Regions from separate parts of the Mus musculus genome. Here regions 2 and 3 are each linked to region 1. Evidence: chromatin loops called from intact Hi-C (ENCODE). Cell type or tissue: gastrocnemius. All regions are shown on one strand.

Region 1 (8,000 bases):
ACAAAGGGTAAAATAAGAACCATAAAGTAGTATACTAAATAGAGAGAAATACCTGGAAAACCACAATGAAGTGAGGGGTAGAGAATAAGTCTTTTATTTAAATGAGAGGTAACATTTGCCTAACACACTGAGTGGAATGAGGTATGCACTGTGAGATGCTAAGCAGAAGAAAGCTTGAAGGAGTGGGGCTGATAGGGTTTAGATCTGAAGTGTGCAGAAGGCTCATGTGTTGAAAGTCTGACCTCCCAGAGTATCAGTGTTCAGAGGTGACATGATTTTGATGGTCCTAAGTTCATCAGCGGAGTAGCCCATTGATAGACTCATAGCTAAGTGGATTATTGGGAGAAATGGAAACGGTGAGGGGCGGATCATGGTTAAAAGCAGCCCATGCTCTTCAGCTCTCATTGCTTCCTGACTGCCACGAGGCAAACAGCTGTGCCTTATGCTCCTCACCGTAATATTCAGCTTTTCCTCGGACCCAAGGCAACAGGCCTTAGAGGCTGTGGTCCAGAATGACTGAAGCTGGAGATACCATGCAAGTTTCTTCTTAAGTTGCATTTCTCAGACGCTTTGTCACAGTGACAGTAAGGTGACTAACACACTGATTACCTCATGTCTAAGTGTTTATTAACCCTATTTCTAGTAACAAAATAAACAAAAGGTCTTGGTTTGCAGCATTGGATAAATATTTTCACCATGACATTTAGCCTGTAAGAGTTGCAGATGTCCTGTTTCGTTAGTATCCAGTGTCTAAGAACTTGCTGAAGCTGAATCTAGAAGTATAGCACTAAGTCTTATGGGGCATTTAAGGACGATAGCTGCTTTTCAGGGAGATGTGCTGTCCTGGGTAGCTTTAAGGAGGGTGTGGCCCCTGAATAATAATAGTAAGAATGCCCCAAGACACTGAAAGTGGAGTCTCTACACAGGACATTCTCACTTCCTTTGTCTGCCTCTTTACTTTGGTGCTCAGTAGTATGGTATAGGCTTATCTAGTTTGATTTTCTTTCTTTCTACTCTAGTCCTGATGTAGTTTTCTCTCAAGCAACCTTATTGTTTTGCCTTTTAAAAACATTCCAAGGAGTGTGTACTGGTTACGTGGGGCAGGGCATGCCTGTAATCCTAACACTTGGGATTTAGAAGCAAGAGCACCAGGAGTTCCCGGTCATCCTCCATTACATAGCTGAGTGTGAGTCTGGACCGGGACACTTGAGACCTTGTCTCAAAAAGCGTGCATGTATGCATGTATAGTGTGTGTGTGTGCACAACTACACACTGGGAATCTAGCCTAGGGCCTTGCATATGCCACCAAATTAAATCCCCAGGACTTCTTTTTAAATAGAAAATTGTCCTTCTAGACTAAGATTTGGTGCTCATTACTATTGGAATGTCATTTCTTTTAGACTTCTGGCACATAGATGACACTGTTGACTAACACACAAACATTCATTCCCACCTATTTATATCTCTGTAGCTATGCACATCCTAAACCATGATCTCATAGAGGTATCCCTAATTCTAGCCCACTGCCACAGGTCCATTCTAGCATCCTCCCTTTGTTTCCATGTAACTGTATTCTTGCACAGTATAAATCCCGTCTCCCATTAGCCTCCTGATGTTTATCTCCCTGGTCAGTCTTCTATGCAACCAGGCTTCCGCTGGCTCTTTCCTGTTCCCTCTTCTCCCCTCTACATGCTGCAACCTTCTTATAGACCAAGAGTCTTCTTGGAATCTATGGGTATAAGTTCTAACTCCCCACAGAGGTGTTGTTCGGAGGCAGGGCCTCTAAGAGATCTTGAGGATGGAACCACTAAGATGAGTGAGATGCAAGCAGAAGGAGACCCCCCCCCCCAGCTGCCTTCCTACACATCATCTTATGGAGACCGTGTGGTTCATGGAACAGCCAGTCAGATTTACAAGTTCAGCTGAAAAATCAACACAAGAAAACTTACATCTGTGTTGAATGTGTGTGTAAACTTTCCTCCCGCGCTGAGATCTCCTAAGCAGTACAGTTGAGGACTGTAGACACACAACCCGATGTTTTGGGTGTTATGTGCAATGCTGACAGTGTGTGTGCACTTTAGTCAGCTCTGTGTAAGTGGTTGAATTTTTCACAACTGAGAAGATTAGCCATCCGAAGCAGGGGCAGAAGCAGGGGCAGTGGGGGCTCAGGTTACCAGTGGTGTTTTGGGGGGACATTTCTAGGTGCCAACTGTGCTTCAAAAATACTGCAGTAGCAAGGTGGACACCAAGCTATCTCATGGCTTCTTTTGGCACAGCCTGTGAACTAAGAACTGGCTTTTTTTTTTTTTCTGTTGTTTGGGGCGTTTGTTGTTGTTTGAGATAAGTTCTCACTGTGGGTCCTAGGCTGGTGGAGAACTCAGGAAATATTTACTCTCTGACTTTTTACAGAAACCTTGCTGACATCTGTGACTTTTTATGACAATCTTGATTACCGGCTAAGCAGTACTTTGATTTTCTGACTTTAATGCTGTTCTCAGAAGCAAGAGTTAAAAACATGACCTGGGAATCTCACGTGGTGATGGCTGCAAGCCCTGCCTGATCTAACCTAGTCCAGCTTGTCTCCCAGGGTCTGTTTCTGTTTTCCTGGGACAAGGATTTTAGGGTCTCTATGCTGGGTTAAGGTTTGGATTTTGTAAGCTTTGCCTTTCATCAGAGAGAAGTCGTCACTTGGCTTTTATTTTGTGTCATCAGTGGGCCAGATGAAGGAGGGATGCACCTGGACATTTCCATAACGCCCACCTCTCTTTTGGTGAGAACCCCTGACGGCTGCACCGAGATCCGACTTCCAGCAGGGGTCAGACTTGTACCTTCCTCGTGTGGCGGGCTGCAGTATATCAGTGGCGATGGTTTACATCTGCGCTTGCGGGTCCAGGCTGAATCCAGCCCACGTGAGTAGGAGCGGCACTCCTGGAGGGCTTTGACGTTTTTTTAGTTGAACTTTTCCCAGGTGAAAAGTTAGGCAATCAATGACCTGGAGGGGTCGAGAGATTCCAGGGTCTGGAACAGTTCTGCCAGTTAGCAGCTGTGTGCTGTGTGCTGTATCACTCTCCTTTCTCAAACCTTCATGTCTTTCTTTTAACAGTATGTTTAAAAATGCGCTTTAATTTTTAGGGGATGTTTAGCCTTGTCGCAAATTTGAGCAGAAGGTGCAGAGATTTCCCCCAAACTGCCCAGTTCGTTTCTTTAACCATAAATGTCCGGCTCACGGATATGAGGATAAAATTATAAAGCTGTTGTATGAAACCTGGTTGGTTTTAAAACACTGCATAGATATGTTTTCATTCAGCAGACAGGTTAGCTTCTACGAGGTGTGTGTGAGCCGTTTGATATGGGTGCTGGAAACACAGATGCCCACAAGCCACATAGCTGTCTGGTAATGTGGAGTGTGTGTCCTAGTGGGCGGGAACAACAGATGCTGAGCAGATAATTAAGTTGGAAACAGCACAATGCTGTGGGCACAGTAACAGAGTAATGCTGTGGGGAGTGACTGAGTTTCGTGAAGGCCACCCTGAGGGCGTGACAGTTTGAGCAGTAGACATTATCCCGGCTATGAAGAGACCATTTTAGATGGAACAGTACAAGTAGAGACATAATATAATATTGTTGTGGTTGGATTGTGGTTGTATACAAACTCAAAATGCATCTCGATGCAATTAGGTAGTAAACCTTTTCTTTTTGTAAGCTCTCATGACTTTTTTTTTTTTTTTTTAAATTCTGCTCATTGCATTTCTTACAATGTGCTATAATAGACAAGGCAGACAGCATTGGAAGGAACCGTGTTGATGCTTCGTGTCAGAGAAAGGCTTTGCTTGTGTCTATGACACCCTGAGACCTTATTGTTGAGCCATCTGTAGGTACTTTATCAGAACTATGTAGAGTCTAGAGGTGGGGACAACAGGATTGTCCCAAAAAGCCTGTAAGAGACATGAAGCTATCCCCTGGCTTTGGAAAGACAAGAGAAGATGGGGGTGGTTGGGGAGGGGGGGGGGGATGTTACTCTTTTTTTTTTCTTTTTCTGGCCTAAGGGTAATTTTGCTAATTTCTGAATTAGTGAATGGCTAAAGTATGCAGAAACAATTTTAGAAACAAGGAACAGGAAAAAGAGATGTCCTGACATGCTTAAGTGACATCTGATAAACACCTGGAATGACATTGAATCCTGAAAAGGAAAAAGTAAACAAAAATTGTTCCTCTCCCCCAGCTCCCCCACAGCACGCAGGAACTTCCTGTTGAGTTTGGAAACTGGCAGAAGGCAGGCACGAGAGCCACCTTGTTCCCTGGGACTCTGATGGAGACCCTCAGGGACATAGAATTTGGGTTTGTTGCCTAATCATAGTCTGCAACTGAATTATTTTCAACATTTTCAGTTAATGAGCAACATTTAATATTCTAACCATGGACAAAATAAATCCACTGCTGTGTGCTGGTTTGTGTATTGTTTGTGTTTGTTGGACTATTTCTTTGTGTTTTTTGAAACATTTTGTTCAAATACCTGAAAAGGGAACTTTCAAAGCCTGTTCTCTGGTGCATGAAGATCTGTGTAAAGCAGGTTCCTCCATCTTTGATTGCTTTAGTGCTTTTTGCATAATAGGTGGGGGCTAAGCATTTGCTGCATGAATGACAATCAGGTAGGTGAATACTGGTGTGCACTGGAATCTAAATATTGTAGGAAGTAACTTGAAATTTTTAGCATTAATTATGTCTCAGGGTTTTCAAGCGTTGCGTTTTCAGCTGTAAGACCACGCTTTCCGGAGCAATCATGATACACATCACCCTGGCACACTACACCGTTTGGAGGTTAGTGTAGGTGAAGTGGTGACCTCTTGTGTGTGGAATTTGACCTGGGGATACATCTTTCCCAGCAGCAATGCTTATCCAGGATGCCACACGACCCAGTGGCCAGCAGAGGGCAGTGTTCCACTGGAAACGGATTCATTCTGGCTAGCCCGTTGGAGGGCTCACCTAGGTCCTCGTTATCGATGCTCCGCATTAGAGAATAATACTGTTTATTTAACCTCCGTGCAGCAGGGATTTGTGTAGACACTTAGAGATTAACTGCAGAGTTTTTTAATTGCCAGGACTTAAACTTTCTGGCATCTGAAAAGCATCTTAAACTACACACAAAAGAACAGCAAGTGGATTCTATTCTTCGCTTCTAATAACTAGGACTTCATTAATTCAATTAGGTTTTTTTATAGACTAGTAATACAGTATTTTTTTTTACATAAAACTTACCTTCATTTACAAATGAGACATCAGGAATGAGGGGAACAGCTATCCACTGCAGCTGTGTGGGAAGTCCATGTGTTCCCATAGCACCCAGTATCTCCCCTCCCTCTCACACCCATCTCCCACAGCTTCAGCAGACACTGCATTTTGCTCTTGGGTGAGGACACTCTACAGAGCTTTGCGTTCCTTAGGTCTGCTCCACAGAGACCCGTCTAGCCATTCATTTTGCTTGCTCATACTGTGTAATGGGCAGGGGTGGACATAAACCGTAAACATAAAAAGTGAGAAAGCCAGATTGAACTTACATGTTAGAAGTCCATCTCTCCTCATTGTTAATATAGAATTTACTGTATTTATGGAATGAGAGAAGGAACTCACCAGTATGTTCCATGGTAATCTAGGGCAGCTCCTGGCTCAGGAATTCTAAGCAAAATGTCTTTTGTTTTTGGAAACACTTGGCAGTGTTTGCTTCTGGTTGAGTCATTGGATAGTTCTAATTAAGCCTACACTTCAGAGTAAACCGTAAACAGCGTGTATTGCTGGTAATTTATTGTGCTAGCAAACTCTTTAAATATGATAATTTGTTCCAAACCTCTAAAACTCTGTTGATTTCCTTCAGAGCCGATTTCAGTGTTTAATCAAAGCTTGCAAGCCCAAGAATGTTGCACCTTTTATTGCCAGTCCTGTGGTGAAGTCACGATAAAGGACAGGTAAGGAATGTGTCCAACCCTGATTAAACTGTTTCTGGGAGTAATTACCAAGGGAACTGTGGAGGGCCTTAAAGTAAGAGCCGACTTAGTGTCACTTGGAACAAAGTGAAGCCCGACTCTCACCGTGGTGCTGGAGCGGAACGGGAGTCTGGTCTGAGGGAGGAAGCTGGTTATGGTGGAAGAGCTGGGCCCGTCACTGAGCAGAGAACCATGGAGTTGATCTCCTGTGTGTCCCTTTTGGTCTGAGGGTGTGTGAAGGTTTCCACAGAAAGTGAAGTTTCTACCTGTTAGAAGCTGTGCAGCAGGACTTTGTTATCTGTGCTAGCTCAGTCAGGGCTTTTCTAAAACCCATTTCCTAGCTCCCCTGCGTGTAAGATGGAGCATACGGAGCACTCATTAACCTTTTCTCGGTGATTAGGTTAATCTTGTAACCGGCACTGGTGATGTGCCATAATTACCCTGTGGAGAAGGGAAGGACTCTTAGCTATTTCCTCAGCATTCCCATTTCCCTCTTCCTCAAGTGAGCTTTCCAGTTTCTTGGGCACAAATGCTTCCTCTGAATTTTCAGCTTCTAGCAACGACTCACGTGGAAGACGGCTGAAAGCATTACTGTTAGCGGTATTTAATGGAAGCATTTGGTGTTCTTTGATGGCTTTTCTAAGTCAGGTGCCTGGGACCAGCAAGGGATGCTTCCTTTCTGAAGTCTGCTCCTTTCTCAATGTCCCTGGCGCTATAATGCCAGACCTTTGCCTGGTAGATGTCTTCTGTTCCCCATACAGAGTCATCAGCCACTGTGGCCGTTCATTGCCTTTAGAGCTGAAGTCACCTGCCTTTGCCCACTGTCTCCCCACCTAATGGCACTTAGTCAGCAGCTTTCTGCCTGCTCAGCCTGCTTCTGGTTCTGCCCTGTGCAGATGCACCCCCCCCCCCCCCACCACCACCGAGTATGTCTTCTGAAGAACAGTTGTTCTTCCTGGATGGAGCCCAGGAATCCTTTGCCTACCGCAGCAGCTCTCCGGTCCTCCCTCCCATTTCAGCCTCCTCCCTCCTTGCCAAGCTTACAGGTATCACACGGGCCTGGTCATGAGCATGTGTTCCATACCTTTGCCGGGTTTTCTGAATCCTATCTTTACAGGATATCCCTAACGTGAAGGCTACTCCCTTTCCTGAATGCAGCTCCCTTTCCTGAAGGCTACTCCACCCTCTCTTCCTCCCTGGTTAGTCACCACCTGCTAACTCAGCTGACATAGCATTCGCTTGTCTTGTGATGTAGCGAGCCTTGTCTCTCTCCTGGGTTGCATCAGGTACTCTCCTGAGGTTCCTTTGCCTGTCTACGCACGCTGGGCTTGAAGAATGGGAAGAGCCACACTGACTTCCGTGTCCTTTGTTCCTGCTTTCTTGATTGTATAGCATAGAGAGGGAGTCAGCAGTGGCAAGGCGTGTTTCCATCCACCATTCACTATCCCAGCGGTCTTGGATAACTTATTATCCAATAAGTCCTTATTGAGAAAGTGTAGCTAACAGTAAGACTTACCTTGTAGTGCTGTTGATAGGGTCTGATGATTCAAGTGGTTCTAGCCATGCCTGGTGCCGGGTAAGCATTCACCATTCGCTGATAGCTATTGCAGTAATCATTCTTACCAGCATCCCTCAGCATCAGGCGTGGTGCCCAGAGAAAAAGTGTGTTCTTAGCGAGTGTTGCTGGGTTGGCTGGAGTAAAGCTAGGTGTGTGTATTTTGGCTTCCTACCAGCTGTTCTTGCTTGCCTCCTGATCTCAGCAGGGTTCCAAGTAGATGAGCTAGCACAAATGCACCCTCAAGATTTAAGGAAGTTGCACACAGAGCATCTTTTTAGTGATTGGCACGAGTAAGAAACGAAGGGGTCTTAAATCTACAGAGAGGAAGTTGCTCCCGATCTGCACCAGAGGCAGATCCACTTCTGAAAGAGCTAAGAGATCTCCGTATATCCTGGCCTTCTCTCAATCTGTCCCAGGCTCGGGTTTAATTCTCAGATGAAGTTTCTGAAATGTCTCATCCCGTG
Region 2 (8,000 bases), 230 kb after region 1:
GTTGTTAGGCAAGAAGGTGGTTATGATAGGTACTGGTGAATAGTTCTGCACTGCAAGTATTGACACCCTTGGAACAGTGACTCACCTGGTCTGAGAATAAATGATGCCTTTTAATGTGTTCATATTCTTCTTTGTTTTGTTTGATAATATTTCAAAGCTCTTCTAAAAAAGGTTTTTGCACAGTTTCAGTTGGTTTATTGTTATGTAACATGATTATGAGATATCTTCTCCTATTCTGTAGGAGAAGATTTAGTTGTAAATCTATGGTGCTGTTGAATGCTCTATTTGCCTTGCTACCTTATTGTTTGTAGCTCCACCGCAGCAGCAACAGTAACTGTGAAATTATACAAGTATAACTTCCATGAAAATGCCTCTGGAGCATCCGCAGCGATCACTCACTTTGTCAGTTAGCTTTGGAACCATGAAGTTTGTTGAGGCATTATCTATTGTTTCCTAAGTCATAGCTTTTCACACAAAATGGGTGTTTAATGTTTATTCTCATAAGATCTTGTTTATTATTGAATTATTTTTATAATATACTAACAGCTTTTGTTTACAAAACATTTTAAATATTTATTTTATTCATGTTTATTCATGTTTTATTCACATATGTCTGCATCATGCACATGCCCAGTATCCTTGGTGCCCAGTCTGGATCCCCTGGAACTGCAGTTACAGATGGTTAGATGCTATCATGTGGGTGTTGGGAATCGAATCTTGGTTCTCTCAGAGAACAGTCAGTGCTTTTAACCAGTATGCCATTTTTCTAGATCCTGGGTTTTATTTACAATTTTTGCATTGGCAATCATAAGTTAAGATTTCTTTGTAGTATTTATATTTTTAAAATTTAATTTAAAAATAGATTTATGTGTATGGATGTTTTACCTACATGTGTATCTGTGCACCATGTATATTCCTGGTGCCCCAGAGGCCAGAAGAGGGCATTGGATCTCCATGGACCAAGATGGACTCTGAGATGTGTAACAGGTGCTTAAGATGTGGAGGAAGCCTGGTACACCAATAGGCATTAGGGATAGCCATTTGTCCTCTTTGCCAGTGATAAGGAAATGGCTCCTTTGGCAGAGGAGAACTGGCTTCACAAGTTCCTGAGGAGTGCTGGGTTTTTGTCTAACCAGCAGAATTTGGACCTGACTGTTATTAGCTGCCATGTGAATGTTGGGAATTAAACCTGGGTCCTCTGCAGGAGCAGCCAGAGCTCATAACCACTGGGTTACCTCTTCAGTCCTTGTAGCACTCATTTTTAATGTTAGCTTTCCGGGCTTTAACTTTTATTCTATTCTGGCTTTACAAAAATAATTCTGGTTCCTCACCAATATGTGGCTATAATCTGAATGCCTTAAGTAGCATGGGAATTTATCCTTTCTTAATGCTTTATTAGAATTATCATGTAACAAATTAGAAGGAGCATTTTGGTCTTACACCCTTTTGACACATTTTATTACTATTTTAAAGATAATATTGCCATTTGTTCTTTGAAGATCATGTGTGCAGTGTATTGTTTAATACGTGTGTTCTGCTTCTACATTATTTTTACATCTCCTCCTTCTCCTCTCACTTTCTTATGTAGCCCAGGCTGTCATCAATCACAAGACACGCCTCAGTTTCCCTCATATTGGAATTAGAGGCACATGCCTCCACATGTAGTTTCTTCCTGCCTTTCTTTCTTTCTTTCTTTCTTTCTTTCTTTCTTTCTTTCTTTCTTTCTTTCTTTCTTTCTTTCTTTCTTTCTTCCTTCCTTCCTTCCTTCCTTCCTTCCTTCCTTCCTTCCTTCCTTCCTTCCTTCTTTCTTTCTTTCTTTCTTTCTTTCTTTCTTGTGTTTAGGTTATCTTCTTTTTTCGTTTTATATATGCAGTTTTTTAAAAAAAATTTTCTTACTGACAAATTAGCTAGCTATTTCATTAGTCAAAAGAGTGTTTGTATGCATTTATAAGATCTACTATACGTGAAAGTTATTAATTGCTATACTATTATCTTTATTAATTCCCAATGGACCTTTCCGTTGGTTTAATGAATTTGCATCTAACAATTATGGTTATATGTGTGTGCCCTATTTCTTGTTTTCCCATATTCAGATGGCTAGTTGAAAGCGAGGGTACAGTGAAATCACCACAGGAGACCACGCCACAGGTAGAAGGAGGTGTTTACTGGGGAATCAAACAGTCAAAGGCTACCAGTGGGGAGCAGAGAGAAACTCAAAATGATAGAAAACAAAGTGGATTTTGTTTGACAGTCAGCAGGGTGGGGTTTTTGAGCAGATTCAGACTGTTAGGATTGAACTAGATGTCCTTGCCCATCATGGTTGATCTCTGGAGTGGATTAAGGAAAGTGCATGGCATACAGAAACCACCTTAAGAGATTTGCTTTTCTAGTAAACATAAACCAAGCTTTAGGCTGATTCACCAGGTCAAAGTCCTTCTTTTTAGGATGGTTTCAGTGTTGCCATTTGGGAGTGATAATTTGGATATAATACTAGTCAAAATATTTTTTCTGAGTATTGTGTTGGGTGCATCTTACTCATAATATAGACTAACATAGTTGTGATTATTGTATCTTAGAAATTTGGATAAATTTCCAGACTTTTGTAGTTTCTATTTTTTAGATCCTATACTCAAGAGTTCTGTAAGGGAGGGGACTTTATTTATTTCCTAGATGAAATCTCTGGTTTATAGTCTTGCTATTTATTCCTGCTTAAATTTATAAAGGTATCTTTGGGGTCTGATACCTTGTTATTTTTGTGGATGTTTATGTATCTGTGAAGTGAAAATATAACCTAATTTTCAGACCATAGAGTTTATGTTTATCAATTATATCTGGCTAGAGGGCCAATCCCTTTAGATACTGCTCTTGATGCCAAGCTGTTGTTGTTGAATCTAACAATTAACTCATCTCATGGAAACTACATTATTTTTTCTTTTCAAAGCTAAATTTGGATCTTTCAGCTAACCAGTTGTTCTCAAACAGAGGTAATTTGTCCCTCAGGATATATTTGGTAATTTCTGAAACAATTTGGTTACAGCTGGGGTAAGAAGTTGTGTCCCTGACCCCTGTTCAGGCTGGGAAGTGAGGAGCAACCGACAATACTGAACATCTCATGAAGTGAGGGCAGCCTTACAACAAATGATTGTCAGGTCCTGAAATCTGTAATGGCAGTGCTGAGCAAACATGACTAGACAGTAACTGTATTAAGGGAAGTCTTTGCTCTCACCTCCTGTATTAAGGGAAGTCTTTGCTTTCACCTTCATCACTTCCTATCATTGGATTCAGCGCTATCATAGAACATCTGCATATAGCCATTGATATATTTATATATTATTAGTATTTTAAACAAAAAGAACACTTAAGCTTATTCTCCAAGTTTCTCCTGTTCTTTAGAATTTTATCACTTTGGTGCCCAAAAGGGACAGGTAACCAGCTAGACTTTATTGATAATCTGACCTTTCAAAGTTTTGCTTTTTTTTTTCCTGGTCTAATTTTATATTAGTAGACATTTCAGTAATAGTTACCTCATTGTTGAAGAAAGAGGGTCTAGTCTACTCATTTGGGAACTTCATTCTCATGCTGATGAGGAGCTCTAACTTAATTATCTCCTGATTACCTGGTATAGTATTTATGAAAATCAGTAATAAATAGCCCATTTTTTTCTTTCAGGTTGGAGGGAGAGGGTATTAGAATAATGGAATTGGACAGAATTATCTGTTTCTATTTAAAAGATCATTTTATTAATTAGTCTTTCTTTCCCCTGAGAACTAGATCAACACTGATTAGAATCTGCCTGAGACCTGTTTCCTTTACAGAAGGGTCCCTTTCAACTCTATGCTATGCATTGGAGCAAATATGAACAGTAGTAATCCAGGTCTGGCTAGTTCAAGTAAAAGGCCTGACACCAAAAGAATAATAATATAAGAATGACAGGCTCCATCCCCCCACCTTCCCTGAAGGTCATATGTGTTCAAGGCAAACACAGAAATTGTCTGTGTGCAGGGGTCACAGTAGGTTAGTACAGTATCTTTTTAGAAAGTGAATTAGTGATAAATTCAAAAGGGAAGTAACTGCCTTCTAATTTCAGTATTTAAAAGCATCAATTTAAAATTCCCTTATAACTCCATACTAGACTAGTTAAAGTGTTTGGGAAGTTTAAAAACCATTTTCAGGGGAGTGATTATTATTGGAGACTTTCATGAGACAACAGGATGGCTTTTTAAAATCGGTGATAAATCATTGTTATCTTAATGGGCTCTGTGTGTAATTGAAGGAAACAGATTTGAGAGCGATGAATTGTGCATTCTGGAAGGAAAATAAGGCACACAGGTAAGGTGCTATGTGTTGGAATTCCTCTGAGAGCTGGCAAACTGCTCCTCACAGGTTCACCAGCTAAAGGTTCCCATCACCAGCTGTTTGGTTGTTAATTGTCTTTTCTCAACAAGTAGTTTCCTGGTGTTGGAGTTGTTTCTGGGTATCCTCCACCCAAACTCAAAGACATTATTGGAACATCTGGAGGTCAGTGTGACAGATAGCACAGTCCTTCTGGTGCTTGTACTTGTGCAAGACTCTCCATGTCTTCTTAATTAGGATGCAAAGTAAATGTGACAGAGCCACCACACGTGAACAGGCAGCAGCTGGCACCTCCAGGAGAGGGGCACACTTAGCAGTCAGACTGTAGCATCATCATTCATGTGTGACAGGCAGGAGCTCTTTAAAAAATGGAGTCCTGCAAGCTTGTTGCCAGTCAGATGTATATTTCGCAGCTTCATGTGACGAGGGTAAGGGAGGCTGCTGAGTTTCTCCCAGATCTCTGCTTCTGAAGATTGCGAAGTTGCACCACGGAAGCTCTGAGTTTCCACAAGAGATTATGGGGAGAACAGAGATAGTTCTTTGAAAAATGTAACCTGGGGGGTGGGGGCTGGAGAGATGGCTCAGTAGTTAAATGCACTTGCTGCTTTTCTGAAGTACTTGAGTTTGTTTCTTAACATCCATACCAGGTAGTTCACCACCACCTGAATTTCCAGCTCCGGAGGCATGGGCTGCCCTCATCTGGCCTTTACAAGCACTAACACTCAGGTGGATACACACCCCTCCCCACACACTGAAAGTACATAAACAAATCTCTAAACAACAGCAACAGCCAACAACAACAATGAGCAGCAACAAGAAGAACAACAACATAAATAAACTCAAAACAGGTAACTTGAATACAGAGGAATAAAAACATTGTTAAGTCAGTGTAGTGGTCCTTGCTGATGGATTTCATTGTGTGTGTTAGTCAGAATTTTAATAGGTAAAGGACAGAGTGGTAGACAAAACACATGTTATGGGGTCAGAAGATTATCAATTTGAAAATAAGATCAAATAGGGCAATAGTCTAGATACTTATATCTTTTCTGTTATTAGAAGGCTATAAATAGAAAAAGGAAATGTCTCAGGCCATCGAATATCTAATCTATGTAAGTAATGAATACCTAACCTGCCTTGTCAACTGATGGAAGTTCAATGAGCTGTGCATATATAACTTAATAAAACCTTCAATTCAACCACTTCGTTTTCACAGGGTGAACTGAACAATCTGACCTTTGCTGTATTTTAATGGGTTACATTTTAAAATTACAAATAATTTATTTTGAAATGAGATGCTTCGGTAGACAGAAGATGGGTTCGGTCATTCTTCTATAGCTGCCCCTCATTAGCTAACTGGGTGTGATTTGGGACAAGACGGCAATCCTTCTGGATTGACTTTATTCACCTGTATGACGGGACTAATAATGTGTTCTAGAATACGAGTCCCCAGCTCCCAGAATTGCATCAGGTTCATGGTTAACACAGCATCACTGAAGCTAGCTAGCTGAGTGATGATGATTGATGGGCATGGTAATTGTATTAGTTACTTTTCTATTTCTGCAATAAAGCATCAGGACCAGAATAGCTTCTAAAAGCAATCATTTGATTGGGTTTACAGTACCAGAGGATTAGTCTATGATGGTGGAGCAAAGGCGTGGTGACTGAAAAAGTTAAGATCTCAAATCCTGAGCATCAACTGTATCTCATGGGCAGAGAGCATCCTGGGAATATCTTTCCATGGACAGAGAGGCTTTTATGTGGGCTGCCACCTGAAAGCATGATTTAGGGCAGGTCTGTTTCAAGTACTCTGATGACGAATATCCTTCACAGAGTACCCTGGGGGATTATGTCTTATTTGATCAGGATGAAAACCAAGGTTAGTCATCACATCTTCTAACTGGTTCCCTCTCAGAAACTGACCTTAAATAACCCCAGTGCTTATAAGCAGTGTGAATAACCCGATGAGGTCCTGTGCTCTGCTCAGAAAGCAGCATCAGTGCCTTTCAGTCTTCACAGGGCCCCACATCTGAGGGCAGCTTAGTTCTCAGCCACTGGTTAAGGATGAGCGGACCCTGGCTGGAGGCTCCTTTATCTCCTGTCTCAGCTTGAGCAGAGCGCGTATTTCTTACCATCTGCTGAGCCTTGCCCTGTGCCTTCTCCTGGAGCTGCTGCTGGAGCTCAGGTGAAGGTCTTCAGCCACAGTCACTGCGGAGACAAATGAAGGTTTTCTTTTTTTCTTCCCTGTAAAAGCCAAATTTATTCAGAGCATCAGACAATTTATACTCTGAGAGTGAAGAGGAGTTGAGGGGGCAGCGGACATGGGGAAATAAAGAGGGTGGGAGAGAACCTGCGTCCCTCCAGAGTTCTGGTGCTCTGGAAGGGCAGACATGGAGGACTGCCACACACTCTCCAGGTGGGTGTCTGGCTGTGTGAAGCCACAGAACCCCACTCCTGGGGGGTGGGGAGAGAGGGAGCAGTCCGAGGTCTCTGGACCTCACGGAGGCCAGAGATAACAGGTTCTCAGTCTCTGACATCTCAGATGTCAATGTATGTTGCTGAAGAGCTGAGAACAAAGTGGGAGTCCTGGGGGAAGCTCTGTCAGCTCTGGGGCTGAAAGGAGAAGGCAGGGGGAGAGGGTGCGCTGGGTGGTTCCCATGCAGGGGAGAGTCCTTAGTCCCGTCCATGACTGGAGCGCAGAAAGGCCTTCAGGCAGGAGGTAGACGCGGCTCTTTAGGGGAAAGCCTAGTCTATCATTCAAGTACAGCGGGCCTTGATGAGCTGAGATGGTCTATGGTTTTATAGTTTTATTGTAGAAAGGCAGAGAGAAAGAGAAAAGGTAGAAAAGGAGAGGTGGACCATGGCCACATGGGGAGAAAGGAGAAGGGAGGTGGAGAAGGAGAGCTAGAGATGAAAATAAGAGAGGGAAGAGCTTAAGAGAGTGAGGAGGGACCAAGCAGCCCCTTTTATAGTGGGCTGAGCTATCTTGCTGTTGCAGGGTAGCTGTGGGGTGGAGCATACCTGTCTATTGCCAGGTAACTGTGAGGGTGGAGTCTAGCCAGAAGGCCAGGAGCTTGGGGGTGTGGCTGATAATCACAGGATTATGGAGTTAAAGGTTCCGTGCTATCACACACCTATGTCTGGGAATGTGGCTCACTGTTCTGTCCCTTGTAGAGTTTTCTACTGGGTCTCTGGAGCAAGCTTTGCTCAACCAAAACAGGCTGCCTTCCACAGTCCCACAAGGAGTCACATGATAAAGTCACATGATTATAGAATCATGAGGGGAAGCCACATGTAGCAGAAAAGCCTAACAGGGGTTTTCCACAGAGGCATATAAAAACAAACAAAAATAGCCATTGTAATGAATAATCTGAAGTAATTTCACTCCTAGTCACTATACCTGAGAGGGGCATGAAAATATGACCCAATGATCCAAGAACAGTTCCATGTTTTGAAGAAACTGTCACAAGACTCTCGTCTTGATCTTTTGTTTTGTTTTGTTTTGTTTTGTTTTGTTTTGTTTTGTTTTTAGTTTTCTCACAAGCATACAGAATTCTCCTCATAGGTTATTGTAAATAGGACTCCAGTGAATACGTGTCTTAGTCAGGGTTTCTATTCCTGCACAAACATCATGACCAAGAAGCAGTTGG
Region 3 (8,000 bases), 670 kb after region 1:
CCTCTTTGTCAAGTAAACCATAGAGCAACCCGAGAGCAGTCAGGTAACGATCCGGGAGGGGGGGGGGGGGCGGATTCAGAGCAGGATGTTTCGGGGCTGGCCTGAGGGAAGGAGTTCTCGAAGACCTTGGGAATGATTTTACGGGGTGAATAACTGGGAGAAAAGTGAAGGAGACTCTCAGGAAGTTGCAGAGAAAGATTCTGTTAGAAAGCCAACCCTGCTCTGCGGGAGGCAAGCAGAAAATACACCTGGCACCTCACCCTCTGGCAGAACAGCTAAAATTATGATGCAGAGTGAATCATTCCTCCAGTTTGACTCTTTCTCCCTCAAAATTTCACTTTCACCAAATATTTTTCCTGGGATTCTATAGAAAGAAAAAAAAAATCCTTATCCCCAGCTGGAGTCAGTTCAACCGTGGCTCTACTTCTCTTTCTTTGTAGTTAGAGTGACTAGCTCTTTCTTTAGTTGCCCTGGGTCTCCACGGTGCTAGCACTAGCTGAGATGGTCATAAACACGTTAGCAACCATCATCAGGGAGTTCACTCTCCACAACATTGATTTTCATAAGTGTGGAGGTTTGCGTGAGAACGGCCCCCATGAAAATTGGCCCCCAGCTCCAGCAGCTGAGCAAGATGCCCAAAGGGAAGAAGGCCAAGGGGAAGAAGGTGGCCCCGGCCCCCGCCGTCGTCAAGAAGCAGGAGGCCAAGAAGGTGGTCAACCCTCTGTTCGAGAAGAGGCCCAAGAACTTCGGCATTGGACAGGACATCCAGCCCAAAAGAGATTTAACGCGCTTCGTCAAATGGCCCCGCTACATCAGGCTGCAGCGGCAAAGAGCTATCCTCTACAAGCGGCTCAAAGTCCCTCCTGCCATTAACCAGTTCACCCAAGCCCTGGACAGGCAGACAGCTACTCAGCTGCTTAAGCTTGCCCACAAGTACAGGCCAGAGACAAAGCAAGAGAAGAAGCAAAGGCTGCTGGCCCGTGCTGAGAAGAAAGCTGCTGGCAAAGGCGACGTCCCAACTAAGAGGCCACCTGTCCTCCGAGCAGGAGTCAATACAGTCACCACCTTGGTGGAGAACAAGAAGGCTCAGCTGGTGGTGATTGCCCATGACGTAGACCCCATTGAGCTGGTGGTTTTCCTACCTGCCCTGTGTCGAAAGATGGGGGTGCCCTACTGCATCATCAAGGGAAAGGCCAGGCTGGGGCACCTGGTCCACAGGAAGACATGCACCACCGTTGCCTTCACACAGGTTAACTCGGAAGACAAGGGTGCTCTGGCTAAGCTGGTGGAAGCTATTAGGACCAATTATAATGACAGATATGACGAGATCCGTCGCCACTGGAGAGGCAGCGTCCTGGGTCCTAAGTCTGTGGCTCGAATTGCCAAGCTGGAAAAAGCAAAGGCTAAAGAACTTGCCACTAAATTGGGTTAAATGAATACTCCTAAGTTTTCTGTACATAAATATAATTACAAAATTAAAACAAAAAAAAAAGAAAAAAGAAAATTGGCCCCCAGTTGGTGGAACTGTTTGGGGAAAGGTTAGGAGAAGGGAGAGTTCTGGGGGAGGGTGATGACACTTCCAAAGATTCTCACTGTTCCCAGCATTCCCCTCTCAGCCTCCTGCTTACTGTCCAATGTGAGCCCTGGCTGCTCCTGCAGTGATGCCTTTGCGCCACCACCATGGACTCTGACCCTCTGAAACCATAAGCCCAATCACACACTTCCTTTTCCAAGTTGCCCTGATCTTGGTGTTTTGTCACAGTGAAGAGAAGTGGGTAGGATAATGAGCTGAGTGGGAATCCGTAGCAGAGTTGAAACTGTGTGTGGATCTGGTGATCTGCCTCCTTCGTGTCACTCAGAACTCTCATAAATTGAGTCACACATCTCAGTCATGTTCTCTCCCCCACACCCAGCTCGCCCTACCATAAAACGCATCATTCACGTCTCATTTCTCAGCAAAATTATGAGACATGTTGAGTGCATTTTCACATTAATAATATTTTAGCTAACAGCACTTTCAAGAATCTACAGACCATTTACCAAGGAAACTAAATTATTTTAAATACTAGCGTCAAGATTAATGAGCCGAAAGCCTTTCTAAAGTAGTAACCTCATGTTTTACTGTGGGTAAAAACACAATTCCCCGATCTCTGAAATTCAGCATTCTGTATTAGATTCTGTCTTAATTAGCGAGAGAAAAAAACAAATAAACATTGCGCTCTGTTTTTCCATCATGGACTCTGACCACAGCTTTAATGGCCGCCATGTTTTCTCTAAAGCAACTCAAATGACTATGAAGCCCTTTCCTAATGTAAATGTATCTTTGGAACAGAATTGTTGCAAATGGGAAGTAAAATTTAAGTTCTTGTCATCAAAAATAAGGGTGGAGGTTAATCCATCTTTTGTTTTGGTTTTCTTTCTGCCCCTCTTAATAGGTGCTCTGGGTACCAAGGTATTCCCCGCTGCTGAGAGACACACATTCTGTCAGAAAGGACACAGTGTTTGTAGGCTGAAACACATAGGAAGAGGAGAGAGTTTACTGGGTGGATGTGTGCAAGAGGAAAGCTCAATAAACCAGTGTTCTTCACATTTCTCCATTCCTCCCTGGCATTGTTAGACTGGTCATACTGGCCACTGCAGGAATGGAGATGGCCTTCTTCACTTCTTTGACATTTGACATCCTAAAATTGTGTGTGTGTGTGTGTGTGTGTGTGTGTGTGCGCGCGCACATTCCCTTTCTGGAGAAGTGGTGCAGAGAGATAGCAGTTGGTGGCACACCACCTGTGTGGAATACAGCCCCAGTGTTCCTGAAGAGTGGAGTGCACACAGTCAGATGGTCTGGGTTATCCCTACCCACCATCAAGTCTCAACCATATTTTTCTGTGTGATTATAACCAGATGTTCTCAATTCCCGAGGCTCCAAATACAGTTAACCTTTCTTTCCTAAACTGTTCTAAATTCCTGACCTTTCTCTTAACTTAAAAAAGTGGAATAATACAGACTCTGTAGTTATCCATATTCTGATTTTTCCTCACAGTTTTGCAGTGCCCCTTTCAAACATCCTTTCTTTCTCTGTGCTTTTTAATCTTATAATGTTGCTTTTTAATAGCAACCCGCCAAAGCTTTCTGTGTGTCACTTAAAAGAAATATTACAAGACGAACTGTCTCCTTTAGTCCAAGAGCTATGGGATTATTTGCATGTGTAATCCGTCCTTGTCTTCTGCCAGCACTGGCTTTTCAGCTCCAATCCTCCTGATGTAGCAAAGGAATGAGTTATATGTTACTGATAGAACACTAAGCCCACGATCTTCCCAGGCTCCGGCAGCCCTAATGGGAACCAAAGGAAATTCAAATTATGCATTCTCTCATGAATTTATTTCTCTTTCCTGTCTCCCCTCTCCTATATTGCTAACTTTCTTACCTTTTTTAAAATTCAATTTCCTGTCTGTCGTGTAACAACCCTAAAGCTGCCTTTGAACCATTCTCAGAACCAGTCAGCATTTATTGATAGAGATGTAAAGTATTGATGTGTTGCCTTGTAAGATGGTTAGGTTTATCATTAAAGGCTTATTTATAGTAATAAACCACCAATTTCAGAGATGAACTGGAGTGCCTTGCCTAGTTATTTGTGTTTATACAGTGCCATCTAGTGACAGATACATTTAAAAACCCCGTGTCGTTGGGTCAGATTTAGAATCGCCAGGTATTAATAACAAGTCTTTGGAATCCCAAGGATTTTGTCTATTTGACTGGTTTGGTTTGGTTGGTTTGGTCATTTGTTTTTGTGGAGATTGGTTTTCACTTTTCTCTCCCATCCTGGAGTTTCTTGTTGATGTCAGGAGTTTGAAAATCTAATTTGTTTTTTGGAGCACAGAAAAGGCTACAGTCTATTTTATTATTTAGAGGGATTATTGCGTTTAAACTTTGGACTTTTTTATACTCTTTTACCCCTGCCTGTCACAATAAAATAAAAAAAACATACTTTGCTGCTGAGATTAGGTGTTATGCCAGGAAGCGTTCGTGAACCCCAAAAGACCACCAAGGAGATGTTTCCAATGCAATAATAAATAGCATTAGGGTCTCTTTATTACAAGCTCTGGCTTGGGATCTTCTACAACCCAACTCTGACAGGGCAGGATTGGGAGGGAAGGCGAAGCAGCCTTGAACCCTCAGCAGAACAAGGTTTTATAGGAAATGGAAGTAAGTAAGGGGGCGTCCATCCTGACACGTATCTTACTAAATGTCTATTGTAAACAGACAGGTGAGTACTCTGAAGCCAGACCATATACAATCACAAAGGGTCTGAAAGCACATCTGAAACAATCTGATTAACTGTTGCTAGGAAGTAGCTAAGGGGTAATTCTGGCCAAGGACAAGCCATGGGGTCCTTTCTGGTCCTTGGGCCGGTCCCAAGATGGAGTAGGTTTGGCCTCTCATAGGGAAGTGTGAGTAATCCAACAAAACCAATACCATCGGAGCACTGCTGTCCTTTTTAAACTCTCTGACTTAAATCTGTCCTTAATGTTTTCATGCATGGGAGTCTTTAAAAGGTGTCTTAATTGCACTCATTGAAGAGATACATCTGTGAGGATGGAATCTAGGTTTAGGAGCCAGCTCCCTTTTAGGAAGATTGAAAAATGTTAACAACCTTCCCTCTGTCCACATGGAAAGAAAACTTCGAAGATCCTTCTCAGAGCTGAAACTTCTGATTTGTATGATTTGTGCTTCTCAGAATGCATTTACTCTTTCAGAGACATCTATCTTGTCCTTGGAGGCGGCTTTGCTTCCACTACGTTGTATTTCTAGGATGGGGGTCTCTCTCCTGTTCCCACCTCTCCAGCTGCGGGGTTTCCAATGTCCTTCCACGTTTCCCAGGGCCTCTCTTCACTGGGTTCTCACCAGCCCTCCAAATCGGAAAGTGTCAATCACCACCTCCCGCCCCGCCCCCCCCTCTGCTGGTGGAGCCCCTTTACCTGTGGAGGGCTAGACTTCTTCAGGATCGCTTTCACCTTGTGCCTTTCTTACATTGTGTAGCCATCTTGGGGATGAGCAGGTAGACGTGAAAGCAAATTAAAGCACAAAACATGCTGAGAAAAGTTTCAAATGTTTCTGACTCATTGGAGAAAATTAAAGATATAACTTTTAGACTTCGTATGATATCTGCTGAATTTCCTAGTATAACCCATCAGCTAGATTCCTCCTCAGGAATAACAGTCGGGTTTAATAGTCTCCTCAGGGTTCCTTGACACTCAGGAAAAGAATTCTTTGTCTTTTCATCACCAAGAAACAAACATGAGTATTCTCTTTCAGAGTGGCAGATGTTTAAACCGGTTCATTGTGTTGAGTACAGAGATGTTTCTGCTTAAAAGGACTCCCACACCTTGTGCTTCATTTCAACGAAACCACTACAGCATTCTTCTTTCTGAAGTAGCCTGGGGAGCTCTTGATCTCTTCCAACACCACTCCCAGACTCTTAACTCCAAGGCTCTATTCTGTATATGGCATTAGCGGTGATTTCATAATGAGCGGTTAGAACTGACAGGCAGCACAGTTTAAGTGGTTGTTGGGATCCTCGTTGATTAAAGATTTTTAAATTAAGCACCAGTTCAGTACTCGGTGTTATTTGAAAGGACCAATCTTCCACAGCAGGAAGTTTGGTGGAAGAACGCCAGGCAGTGTTCACTTCCAACCTTCTCTGGTGGTGCCAAGTTTATTTTATGTTAGAAATGGAACAGCATTAAGCAGCAGATTTCTAGAATGTAATCATTTAATTTTCACATCAAGATCTGAAGGCAGTTTAATTAATTTTAATTGCATAACTAGATCCTTCCTGTTATGATACAAGATCGTGATGAATACACTATCTTACAACCTTAACTATGGCAAAAACTCTCTCTTCTCTCTCTCCCTCTCCTTCTCCCTCTCATACTCACGCTTGTACACACACACTTTACATACAGAAATTTATTTATTTAAAGTAATACATAATCTATAATTCTTTGTTGGCATCTCTCCTATTTGAGTGGTCATTCACTTAAATTTTTCCCAGGGAACCTTTTTTTTTTTTTAAGAGAAAGGGACTTTCTCCTTTGTTGTTTCAGGTTGTCTAGTTCTGGGCCTTTACAGGAACCTATAAGATATTGTGCTGGTTAGTTTTTGTCAGTTCTATACAAGCCAGAAATATTTGGGACAATCACATATTCACTTCCCCCTTCCCATCCCCAATTCCTTTCACACCTCCCCCAAAATGTCCCCCCTCTCAGCTGTCTGCTTCCTGCCACAAAGATCATGGATTAACCCTTCAGAACTGTAAGGAAGCCCCCAATTAAATGTTGTCTTTTATGAGAGTTGTCTTGGCCATGGTGTCTCTTAACACAATGGAGCAGTGACTAAGACAGAAACCTAACTCTCACTAATACAACAGTGTCCAGAGCATTGAGAGGTAAAAGCTCAAGAATGATCAGGTGATTAGGCTGCTGCCGTTAGTGATGGATTTATGCCATTATGTCAGCATTGTGTACCAGGAGACTAGATTAGTGGATTTGTTATAAAGGTGAATTTCTGTCTCTCCCCCTCCCTCTCCCCTCTCTTCCTCTCCTCCCTCTTTTTTTTTTTTTTTTAAGATTTATTTATTACATGTAAGCACACCAGACACACCAGAAGAGGGCATCAGATATCACTCATTACAGATGGTTGTGAGCCACCATGTGGTTGCTGGGATTTGAACTCAGGACCTTTGGAAGAGCAGTCAGTGCTCTTAACCGCTGCGCCATCTCTCCAACCCTCCTCCCTCTTTCCTTATCAGATAACACAATAAGAAACCCCTTACCACATGAAGACTCCCTTGATTCATGGCTTGTCAGCCCCTAGACTTATAAAAAAATACATTTTTTAAATGTAGTCTTGGCTGTCCTGGAACTAGCTCTACTGAGCAGACTGGCCTTAGACTCACAGAGATCCACCTGCCTCTGCCTCCCATGTGTTGGGATTAAAGGCATGAGCCACCTCCCCCTGGCCACAAGAAATTCATTCTTAACTTTTATAAGTTACTTAGTATCAGTACTCTGCTATCCTGGAATCACAAAACAGACTATGATGTTAGGTAAGGAAAGATAGGTAGAGAAACCAGTCATACTTCCACCTAAAATGTAATGTAATGTTCTCACTGATCAACTAGAGTTGCTAACCATCAGAACTACTCAGTCTTCTACAGTTTCTGCAATTTGTAGAGCTGTAAAGTAGCTTCATGATCATGAAAGACGAGTGACCTCAAAGAATCAGGAGAACCACCTGGTTTTCCTTTGTAGTTATCTAGTTATCATTTTGGTCCAGTTCAAGGTTGAATTGTTAACAATTTAAATCTTTTAAATCGTTTTCTCTGTGTTGAAGATATTGAAATTATAGATTGGTTTCAGATGCTCAAAAAATCCTTTCAAGCCCCAGTTATTTACAAATGACTCCAATTAGAAACTTTCTCCAACCGCCCTCAGCGGACTATGATCATCACTTGATAACTCCGTTGTCATCTATGGGAATGTTTTACTTTGCTATCTGTGATATACTTATGCATCAGTCTTATTCCATATTGAGAAATTAAAGTGGCCTTGTGATGCTTTGCACTGGTTGTCAGAGTTCCTATGTATGTGCTCAATGGATAAGTTTCATTTAACTTATTGTCAGCCATATTAATCCAGTTATTTGGCATGAGCTTTGTTTGCAGATAAATATACTAGCTCCCCACTCAGGAGATCTTGGAATTCCTTCCTCCACATTCATATAAATTCCAACTTTGTGCAATATTTGCTTGAGATCTACTGTATTCTCTAAACACTCTACACTTCGCCCTCCCCCACCTCCCAAAATTTACAAGTGAATTTTGAGAATCACAGCATCATTAGAAAGGGGTTAGATGAGAGCATCACTAACCGTTAGCCACTGTTAATTTCAGCATCCAGAAATGGGCCAGCTTGATAGGTCCAAGAGAACAACAGTGAAGGAAA

Evidence for each region. Peaks named below come from ENCODE experiments on the same cell type or tissue, not always from the same donor. Only the 100,000 strongest peaks of a DNase experiment are listed, where the experiment ranks them.
Region 2: a loop joins it to region 1, with 2.3 times the contacts of the local background. A loop is called at or near these places in 5 of 42 quality-filtered maps.
Region 3: it touches region 1 in a loop (11-fold over the local background); 37 of 42 quality-filtered maps call a loop at or near these places.

Annotation. Positions count from the first base shown.
Region 1 is chr9:86,446,723-86,454,722 of GRCm38, reverse strand. Ube2cbp (ubiquitin-conjugating enzyme E2C binding protein) reads left to right here. Exons shown (of 10, transcript NM_027394.2): 2 at 2,713-2,909; 3 at 5,870-5,960. Among named protein-coding and RNA genes, the nearest start is that of Ube2cbp, 14 kb to the left of the region's middle. In gastrocnemius, a CTCF peak has its summit at 2,819 (motif pointing right); DNase peaks (open chromatin) are centred at 2,837, 3,440 and 4,930.
Region 2 is chr9:86,221,356-86,229,355 of GRCm38, reverse strand. No RefSeq gene overlaps it. Among named protein-coding and RNA genes, the nearest start is that of Ube2cbp, 240 kb to the left of the region's middle. In gastrocnemius, no CTCF peak of the experiment used is centred here; no DNase peak of the experiment used is centred here.
Region 3 is chr9:85,775,295-85,783,294 of GRCm38, reverse strand. It overlaps the pseudogene Gm5619. Among named protein-coding and RNA genes, the nearest start is that of Gm22830, 6.8 kb to the right of the region's middle. In gastrocnemius, a CTCF peak has its summit at 3,653 (motif pointing left); a DNase peak (open chromatin) is centred at 5,660.